Linked DNA regions of Homo sapiens: region 2 is linked to region 1. Evidence: chromatin contacts called from ENCODE Hi-C or POLR2A ChIA-PET data. All regions are on one chromosome and are shown on one strand. The core of a region is the stretch at or near the end of the contact, and the rest is flanking DNA. Distances in the headings are between cores, read along the strand shown. Region 1 holds the start of RERE-AS1 (RERE antisense RNA 1). Region 2 overlaps MIR34AHG (MIR34A host gene).

Region 1 (4,934 bases), core at 630-3,129:
GAAGTTCTTCCCGTACTGCCTGAGTCCCTTAACGAAGCGTTTCTGTGATAAAAAGAAACAAATGGGATGTAAAAACCAAAAACAAAACAGGATGTCAGCAAAGCAAAGATATCTACAATCAGCAGAATAACAACCACAAAAAAAGTCTCGGCTAGGGAATACTGCCGAGGCTCGGAGAGTATGTCAGCAGCTCAGCTGGGACCCACTGGCCAGGGCAGGCCCCAGCTACCTTCATCAGAACCCCAATCCCACCCACCACGCAGGGCAGCGCGTTTAAGAGAAGGACGTCCTGCGTCTGAGGCTAAGAAGCAATCTGTCCCCCTCTTCCACCAGGCACACATTCTGGTGCACGAAGGTATAAATATGCTCCATGTTTTAATAAAACACAACTGCTTTCCCACCTGAGAACCAAGCTTCCCAGAAGTGTCGAGCAGAAAGGGGAAACAGAACCAAACCCGGTGACTCTTCTCCAGAAGGGAACCCTAGGGGGTTAAAAGGCCGCTTTCCTTAATCCAAAGAATTTGCCAGGAGGCACCGGAAGGCACCAGTATCACAGAAGCCCACCGGGAACACGAAAGCCAGCGGGCCTGCCCCACCGTCCGTCATTAAAAGCCACTCCGAGACACCAGAGAATAACCAGCACCCCTTCCGCCCTCCCGACGCCACTCGCCGCCCCCATCCATTTTCGCAGCAGACTCGTCCCTAACCCCAGCCCGGAGACTTTCACTTTGTCCCATGCCTCCCGAGCACCCCTCCCCGCCCCGGTGGGGGCAGCTCCTGGCTCCGAGCCCCCACCTCGGGGCTCCCAGCCTGGTCCCGGGCGGCCGACCCCAGCAGCCACAGGTAAGCGCCCGGGGTCCGGGGCGGCAAGAGGCCGTCGCCTGTCACTGGGCTCCGGCTCCACAAAGCGCAGGGCGGAGGCGGCCGCGGGTGGCTCGGCGTGTGACCGCGGCGGGGCCGCGCGGCGCGGGGCCCGGGGGGCGCGGGGCTGGGGCCGCCGCTGACGGGGGAGGAGGCAGGAGCGCGGCGCGCAGAGCCCGGCGCGGCCGCGGGCGGCTGCAAAAGGCGGCCTGGATTGCCGCCGCCCTCCTGTCCGCCAGCCGGGGCCCCGCGCCCCGGCCCCGGCCCCGCCCCCGGCCCGACCCCCACCCCGAGGCCGGAGCCTCCAGGGCACCCGGCGCTGGAATCTGTGTCCTCCTTCCGGACAGGAGAACATCAAGGCGGTAAAGCACAGAAACTTCCTCCCTACCGCAGCAAGCGTGGGGAGAGGGCGCCCACAGGGCTGGGGCCCTTCCCAGGCTGCTGGGTCTCCAGCCCACGTTCCGGATGGACGAAGTCGGCTGCGCCCCGGCCGCACGCCCTCCGCCCCAACCCCGCCTCAGCTGCGAAACGGGGGGCTGGCCCCGACGCCCCCCGCGGTCCCTTCCGGCCCGCGATTGTGGGCGGCCTCTCCCTGGCGGCCCAGGCATTAGCCTGCACTTCCCCGGCCGCCGCTTCACAACTAAATCACCGCGGAAGCTTCCCAGCCAATAAATCACCTGCCCACCGGGCAGAGGGTCCCTCCCACTCCCTGTGTTTGAGACCCGCCAGGCGGATTCAGTGAAGGGCCAGACTTAGCCTTTTAAGACCAGTCTGCAACCTCCTACTCCAGTAGTGGAGGCTTTGCGTTTTTGAATTTCACCCTTGCTGAGATATGACTCATCATTGTCAATTTTCAATATAATTCATACAGTTCGAAGGGAAAATCTCTCAAGGCACAAGAAAGCAGCAAGCTCTCCTCTAGTGTGAGGAGTGACCTTTGTTACTTGACAAAAGTATCGTTTATATGATCAACAGGCATCCTACGCTGTGTGCACACAGCATATCACCGGGAGAGACGGCACGGAAAGATGGCCCTGCCCTCAAGGAGCTGCAGTCTGCCCAGGAAGGCAGACAGGTAAACAAACCAGTCCTAGGGCCTGCAAGAAAAGCAGCAGAGGAACAAAGGGTGGTGGGTGAAGCTAGGAAGAGGAAGCAACTTACTCTGCTTGCTGATGTCTTAGAGGAAGTGACAAGGAAGAGTGTGAGCCTGCCAGGTGGGCTCCAGCAGGGCTTCCAGCAGAAGTCAGCCAGGAAAAGGCACAGGGAACATTCTGGGAACTGCAAGGAGGACAGGGTGTGCAGAATGGAGTGCCAGCAGATAAGACGAAAGAGGCAGGCAAGGATCCGGTTGCAGAGAGCCCTTCAGGCCGCACGGAAGAGTTCCTAATTGTAGGCTGGCAGAAAGGCTGAAGCTGGAGCTTTCCATGAAAAGACTGGATGAGGACTGTGCCAGTGGCAGTGTGGCCTAAGTGTAGATTAGGGACAGACCAGTTAAAGAGGCTGCTGACACAGTTCAGGTATGAGATGAGGACCTCAACTACTGGCACACTCCACCTCAGTAATCAGAATTCCTGCCGCTTAATCCATTCTTCAAGTATTCAGGTATTTACTGAGCACCTAGCTGAGAGGGGTCTAGGAAGATAATAAAGGTTGCCATGGACCTTTACTGAACTGTGATTCATTTTTGCACGTAAGATAAGTATGTGTGAAGTCATTACAGAACATTCTGAGATGTCATCTGGCCAAGCATAAAGAAGTGAGGTGCAGCTCATCAGTGCAGCAAGGGACCCAAGAAGGCTAGACTGCAGTGGTCTGTAGTAGTTCAGAATGCCTTCGCCAAGGCAGTGACATCAGCGAGATCACAAGGGGTGGGCAACTATTGCAGGGGTGGGAGGTGGCTTGGTGACCGGGCCCTCCGTGAAGGTCAGAGGTGGAGAATGGGAGGTGGGTTACAGGGGACAGTCTACACAGACTTGGGGCGGGCAATCTGGAGTGAGCCAGGCTGTGGAACGCCAGGACCATGCAATCGGAACGTGGGCTTGATACCAAGTGACATCTAACAGGTCCAGTAAAAGAGGCCTACACAATAAAGGCAGCATGTGAGAAAGGCTGACTCTGGAACATCAGGGTAAGGTGGCAGAGTTGGACAAACAAATTCAGATCCTGTTTCTTCCATTTATTGTGATGCAATCCTTTGAACATCATCCATTCAACCAATAGTTACTAAGTACCTACTATATGCCAGGAGCCTCATATATATTAATTCGAAATCTTTACAACCTAAGAAGAAGTACAATTATTATCCCCATTTTACAGACAAGGAAGCTGAGGCACAGATAGGTAACTAGATCAACTCCTCAGAGACAAAGCCAGAATTCAAACTTAAGCCCCCTCAAATCCTCAGAGCCACACTCTGTAAAATGCAGGCAGGCGTCTACAGTGGTAACTATTTTCTGTTACCATTTTCTATGAGTCTGTACTTTCCTCTTCTCGGGTCCAATGTCAAATCATAAAGTCCTCAGTATTCTTCCTAAGAAGTGTCTTTCAGCCGGGCGCGGTGGCTCATGCCTGTAATCCTAGCACTTTGGGAGGCTGAGGCGGGCAGACCACAAGGCCAGGAGATCGAGACCATCCTGGCTAACACAGTGAAACCCCGTCTCTACTAAAAATACAAAAAATTAGCTGGGCATGGTGGTGGGCGCCTGTAGTCCCAGCTACTGGGGAGGCTGAGGCAGGAGAATGGCGTCAACCCGGGAGGCGCAGCTTGCAGTGAGCCGAAATTGCGCCACTGCACTCCAGCCTGGGCGACAGAGACTCTGTCTCAAAAAAAAAAAAAAAAAAAGTGTCTTTCAACGCCCTCCTTTCCTGCTCATGCTAGTGGCAGTCCCAGGCCAGACCTTTATCTCTCTTTCCTAATAACTAGGCTATTAACCATCTCCCCCATCCAGCCATTTAAAAGCCTCTGCCAAGGAATTTTTCCCAACTATAGATTTCATCCTGAGTCCCACTTTATCTGGCCCTTAGCCCCTACCTAAGAACAGCATGGTGGTCTCTGCAGGACAGTGTTTACACTCCTTAGCCCTGAATTCAAGGCCCTCCAGGATCCTGGCCCTGCCCACCTTTCCAGCCAGATGTCCAGTAATGCCAACTGGCCCACACTGGGGGACCTCTGTCTCAACTCCAGAATCTGGGTAAGGCATCTCCACGTTCACCTCAAAATCTCTCCTACTCCCAAATGAAACCAGATGTCCAGTTACTCTCTCATTAGTTTATTTATTTGTATAAGGCCTGCTTACCCAAAAAGTCCATAAACTCTTAAAATAATTACATCTTACACCTAGTGCCTCCATATAACACTAGGCAGTTGATGCTCACCACATTTTTTGTCTCCTTTAAAAATTATTTATTTATTAACGATGAGGTCTCACTATATTGCCCAGGCTGGTCTCAAACTCCTGGCCTCAAGCAATCCTCCCGCTTTGACCTCCCAAAGTGTTGAGATTACAGGTGTGAGTCACCGCACCCGGACAAGTGAAACCAACCATGAGATGCTGAGGGCCTGGGCTAGGGTGGTCACAGTGGAAATGGACTGTTGAAAGCCAGAAGGTCCATTTTGAACTCTCCTAACAGAGCTGACCTCTTGCTCCATGATGCCAAACTCTCCTAGTTTTGCTCATACCACTTGGCCTAATTCTCTACTCAACCTCTAAATGCTGGAGTCTCCCCAAAGCTTTGTCCTAGGGCTTTCTGCTATATATATCCTCTCCCCATATGATCTCCACTGTTCCCTTGGCTCTAAATATCTTTCGAGATTGTCACTGGTATTTCTAAGACTAAATCTATGGTCCAAGTCCACTGGGAACACTCAACTTGAACGTTTCACAGGTATCTCAAACTAATTACTTCCAGAAATAGGAATTTGACATCTGGTGGTGAACACAGACCTACCACAGCTGTCAATGTATGTCAATATAATGCTATCAAGAGCAAAAGCACCCTTGGCCCCACTTTAAAAAAAAAAAAAAAAAAAAAAGGAAGTAAAAGCTTCATGTGGCCTGTACTGTTACTTCTCT
Region 2 (4,934 bases), core at 772-3,271, 740 kb after region 1:
TCACTTAACAAACAGCATCTCTGTCACAAAGGGTTCGGTAACAGCAAAAACTGCTCCCCTGTCCTGTCCCTGCAAAGAATGCCATGCAACGGGGGTTTCAGACAAGCATTGTATCTGCTCTTACCCCTCCCCTTCCCAGTAAAATGTTTGGGTGATGTTCCATGGCAGGGAAACAGATAGAAGAAGGCACAGCCTGGTTCAAGGAAGAGGGCAAATGCGTTTTCAACGATGCCAAACTGGGCAAAACTAGTCCTAGTTTCAGGTGGGGTGTCCTGGGCTTGTTCTTCACTGAAACAGACCTGGGCTCCTTTTCTTCCTGTCCTCAGGCCAGAAATCCCCCATCAATTTGTCTAAGGGAACCATCACTGGCCAAGATACAGAGGGGGCAAGAACACAGGAGACCGAGTCTTCTTACCAGGAGAGGTGATTTCAAAACTCCAAACAATCTCCAAGTAAAATCCAGCCCCAGTAAGGGCCTGTAGCATAAATTTGAATTTTGGAGGGAGTCCAGCCCTCCACGTGTTTCTCTGATAGGAACTGGGAGAGCTTCCCCCATACAGCCAAGTCCTGTCGCGGAGCAGTCCCCCGACCACCCTGTCTCTGCCCCAACCCCTCCTTATGGAGGCAAACAGGCCACCAAACTACAGCCTCCCACGGTGTTCCATCAGCAGTCACAGGAAAACCCTCATGGCTTCTGGGCTTTGCCTCCCCAATATGCCACCCAGCACCCAGGCTCCATAAGAAATCTGCTTTCAGAATCAAAGACCTGAAAATTAGAAATGCTTTTCTAATGCCGAGGCCAAATTTCCTCCACACAAAACACCACAAATCCCTCTCCAAACAATTCGCGATTGCCCCCCAATCTCAATGGCCTTTTTCTCGGGTTGTAAATGTTCCCTAAAGTTGTCAGTGAATTAAACCAGAAAAAAAAAGAAAGAAAGAAAAAAAAAAAAGAAAGAAAAGGGTGGGTTACCTGCTCTGTGGGCCAAAGAAGGACCTTGGATTGATCGGATGTCAGCTCTGGTCCTGCAGCTTCCCCAGCCTGGCTCCACCTGTCTGACCTGTTGGGCTCGCTGCCGCCTCTGGGCCTGGCACAGCCGCAGGGAGCGGGGCTCGCTGCCAGCACCCAGGCCCCTCCATAGGTGTGCATTCACCTGCCAAGAGGTGCAGGCGCACAAGTGCCCTCCCCTCTCTGCTCCCACCATGTGACCTGCCCCCCAGCCGGACAGGCACTGGAGCATCTCCCTCGGTGTCACTGGAATTTCAAACCTGAAGCTGGCAGAGAGAAAGAAGAAAGGGAAGAAGAAGAGGGGAGGGGGACAGAGGAAAAATCCTGGCCCCCACAACTAACCAACAGTCCTTCCGTGATGTCGTGGAGGTCAGGCCAGGTGGGGCCAGCAGCCCCGTCACGGTGATCGTCAGGGTCAAATTCCAGGGCTGCTCTTTCCCCCTGGGTGGCTATTTTGGGAAAGCAGCTTTTCTCCAGCAGTGGACAGACTAGCTACTATGGACGCTGGAATCCAGAAGACTCAGAGCTCTGCCAGGGCCCAGCACAGGTAAAGGCACGGAGGACAGCCCTGGGAGCAAAGAGACAGTTTGCCCTCAGGTGCCCCTGAACTCCGCTCTGAGCACACACAATCCCACGGGTCCCTCCTGTCCCTACCCTTCAATAAGGATCACCCAGCACTTGGGGTCCTATCTGGCTTGGAAGAGGACGTGGGGCTTGAGGTATTACCCAAGGTGTTGAGGGGGTACAGCTGGAGGGGCAGGTGGCATCAGGTCTAGCGGCAAGGCCACTATTTTCCTGCCCTCCAGGACTGAGAGCCCTTAGCAGCCAGATTTGGCTTCTCTTCCCTTTCACTCCCTGGCCCCTGATGCCCGTCAAGCTCAAGTCGATACTGAACAACTGAGTACACAGCACAGCCTGGGTGTGAGGTCAGACTCTGTGCCTGGGATTGGGGCGGGTCAGGCATCTGACTCTGAGTTTCAACCACTGCTCAAGTTCAATCATGTGCTTCTAAGCTGCCAATCAAGCCAAACCTCTGGGAGTCACTGAAGAATAGAAACCGCAAGGCCAAGAGGAGGGTTGTGGTGCCCTGTGGTCTTGATAACTTGGGTTTTGAATGCAGGGTGGATGTTAAGATATAAAGCCCTTCCTAGGAAACCAGAAGACATCCTCCTAAGGAGGCAACAAAGCAGGGCAAGGCCCAGGAGAGGACCTGTGATGGAATTCAGACAGAGCCCAACCTCCCAGGGTACAGCCTTGTTCACGGGGCGCGGGAGGAGAAGGCTAACTGCTGCTGAGTGTGGCCAGGCAGGTCTTCAGCTACTGACATCAGGGCTGTGTCCACCCCTCAGAGCAGCACTGAGCTTGAAAGTGAAGCCCTGGCCGAGCGCGGTCGCTCACGCCTGTAATCCCAGCACTTTGGGAGGCCGAGGAGGGCAGATCACCTGAGGTGAGGAGTTCAAGACTGGCCTGACCAACATGGAGAAACCCCGTCTCTACTTAAAAAAAAAAAAAAAAAAAAAAACAAAAAAGTGAGGCTCTCTCTCAAAGCCAGCCCTTGCTCTGCTGCCCCAAGAGGGTCCTGCAAACACACGGGCCTTGTCCAAGGGGCCTGATGTGCAGGAGAGGGGCAGGGCCCAGGGCAGTGACCCCGAAGGGCTCCATCCTCGGACCTGACTCCTCCTTGCTCATAAACAACCAGGCCTTTGCCTTCCTCCCACACCAGTCCCCGGGTCAAAGGCCTTAAGAAAATCCCCGGTGCACTAGCCAACTCAGACCGCCCTGGCCCTTAGATCATCCGCTAGTCACTGGGCTGAGACCCAAAGGAGAGGGAAATATTTGGCGATTTCAGGGAACTGAACAGCAAAGGTGTTCACAATCAGACCACCAGCAGGAGTGCGGCACGCCCCTTAAACACTCTAAGGAAGTATTTACCAAGGCTGCTAAAAAAGAAGTTGAGGATTTCTGCCTCTGATTTAGTAGAAAATAATCTTTGAAATTTACATACAAAGTCCCATGATAAGTCATTTGGGATCCCCCAGAGGAGGAAGGCTGCTTGCGGTTAGACTGGGTGAGTCAACGAAACAAACAAATGGGCCCGATGAGGTCAGCTTTTTGGAAAAGGAACAAAGAAAACTGCACCCAAATGAGAGGCAGCTTACAATGGTGAAGCAGTGGTCACAGAAAATCCATTTCCAAAGCCTCTAATCCAGCAGTTTGGGGGATGATTTTGTCACCCAGGGGACATTTGGCAATATCTAAAGACATTTTTGGGGCCGGGTGTGGTGGCTCATGCCTGTAATCCCAGCACTTTGGGAGGCCGAGGCGGGCAGATCACTTGAGGTCAGGAGTTCGAGACCAGCCTGGCCAACATGACAAGACCCTATCTCCACTAAAAATGCAAAACTTAACTGGGCATGGTGGCACACACCTGTAATCCCAACTACTTGGGAGGCTGAAGCAGGAGAATCACTTGAGACTGGGAGGTGGAGGTTGCAGTGAGCCAAGATCGCATCACTGCACTCCAGCCTGGGTGACAGAGCAAGACTCTGTCTCAAAAAAAAAAAGAAGAAAAAAACCCAGACGTTTTTGATTATCACAATTGAAGGGTAGGGAGTGCTCCTGGCTTCTAGTGGGTAGAAGCCAGGAATGCCGCTAAACATCCTACAGTGCACAGGGCAGCCCCCACCACAAAAAATCATCTGGCCCCAAATGTCTGTAGCACTGCCACTGAAAAACTGTTCTCATCCACCGAGAACTCTCTCTCTCTTCCTTGCAAGTCCTGGGCAAAAGGTTGTTTTTAGTAGCCCAGAGGGCCATGGTGGTGACAGCTCCTCCCTGGGTGATGCCAGGCTTCAGGGGGTCAGCATCTTTGGAGGGTCCTCTAGGCATAGACCCCAGCTTGGGCAAGCCACTTGGCTGCCCCTGCATGGGTGACCCTGCCTGACTGCCCCTGGCTGCAACAGCCCCTTGCCGAGGCTTCTAGACCCTCAGAACCTCCCCCCTGCTGCTCTGGCTCTCAAGGTCCCACAGTAAAGCCACAGGAATGAGAAGGAGCGATGACAGTTCTCATCATCCCGTCATCGTCACAGCAGACTGGTAGGTGCTTTACAGGTGACAATGAGCTTTCACATTCGTTGTCTCACCTGAATACATAAAAGCCTCACCCACTGTTAAAACAATCTGAGTTCTTGACCTGCCAGACCAGTGGAACATGCAGAGGCCACCTGTCCCCGATGAGGGCCTGGGGGAGAGGGAGCCGTGCATTCATCTGGGGAGACCCCAGAGTCCAGAGCTGGGCAGAGGTGACAGCAGCCTGTCTAGGGGACCTGGGGGAAGCCAGGGTTCTGGCTGCTCCACGGCAGGCCCTGAGGTGGAGGGTCTAGACCCTGACCAGGCACCAGTCCTGCTGAAATGAGGCTCCGGAAATAGACGCACATCACACTCCCTGGAGTATTTTCTGGGCGGCCACAGAGTTCAGCAAATAGTCAACAGAAAGCATCTCCAAGAAGTGGGTGAACCGGAAGGACACATGCCCAAGGCTGATATGGGAGGTGTTTGGGGACTTAGGGAAGAAGCAGGACAGAAATAGGCCCAGCTCATTAACTGCATCTACATATGAATTGCTTGACTTTTTTTTTTTTTTTTTTTCAGAGACAGGGTCTGGCTTTGTCACCCGCTGAGCTGCAGCACAGTGGCATGATCATAGCTCACCAGAGCCTCAACCTCCCCGGCTCCAGCCATCCATCTTACCCCCTCAGCTCCTCTAGTAGCTGGGACCACAGGTGTGCACCACCATACCACGCCTAGCTAATCTTTTTTTTTTTTTTTTTTGAGACGGAGTCTCACCCTGTCCTTCAGGCTGGAGTGCCGTGGTGTGATCTCGGCTCACTGCAACCTCTGCCTCCCGGATTCAAGCAATTCTCCT

The links. Hi-C counts contacts between places; a loop is a spot of excess contacts on that map. ChIA-PET counts read pairs that join two places held with the same protein, here RNA polymerase II (POLR2A). Pooled maps may share reads with other maps.
Region 2: a loop to region 1 is called in a pooled map, with 5 times the contacts of the local background. The contact joins the enhancer-like site here to the promoter of RERE-AS1 in region 1. A Hi-C loop is called at or near these places in 1 of 37 single-sample maps with no recorded cell type and 2 of 50 pooled maps. POLR2A ChIA-PET finds 5 or more read pairs at or near these places in 1 of 52 experiments (BJ).

What each region holds. Positions count from the first base shown.
Region 1 is chr1:8,422,766-8,427,699 of GRCh38, forward strand. RERE-AS1 (RERE antisense RNA 1) reads left to right here and starts at 1,880. Exons shown (of 4, transcript NR_125999.1): 1 at 1,880-1,936. It overlaps RERE (arginine-glutamic acid dipeptide repeats), which reads right to left. Exons shown (of 23, transcript NM_001042681.2): 12 at 1-42. RefSeq lists silencers at 680-1,019, 1,330-1,469.
Region 2 is chr1:9,161,034-9,165,967 of GRCh38, forward strand. All of the region lies in intron 1 of MIR34AHG (MIR34A host gene), which reads right to left. Among named protein-coding and RNA genes, the nearest start is that of MIR34A, 12 kb to the left of the region's middle. RefSeq lists silencers at 1,672-1,741, 1,892-1,961, 3,732-3,781 and an enhancer at 2,892-3,221. Within about 2 kb of position 2,022, at least 31 of the 41 ENCODE cell types and tissues checked have a DNase peak (open chromatin) inside an H3K27ac peak, as active enhancers do.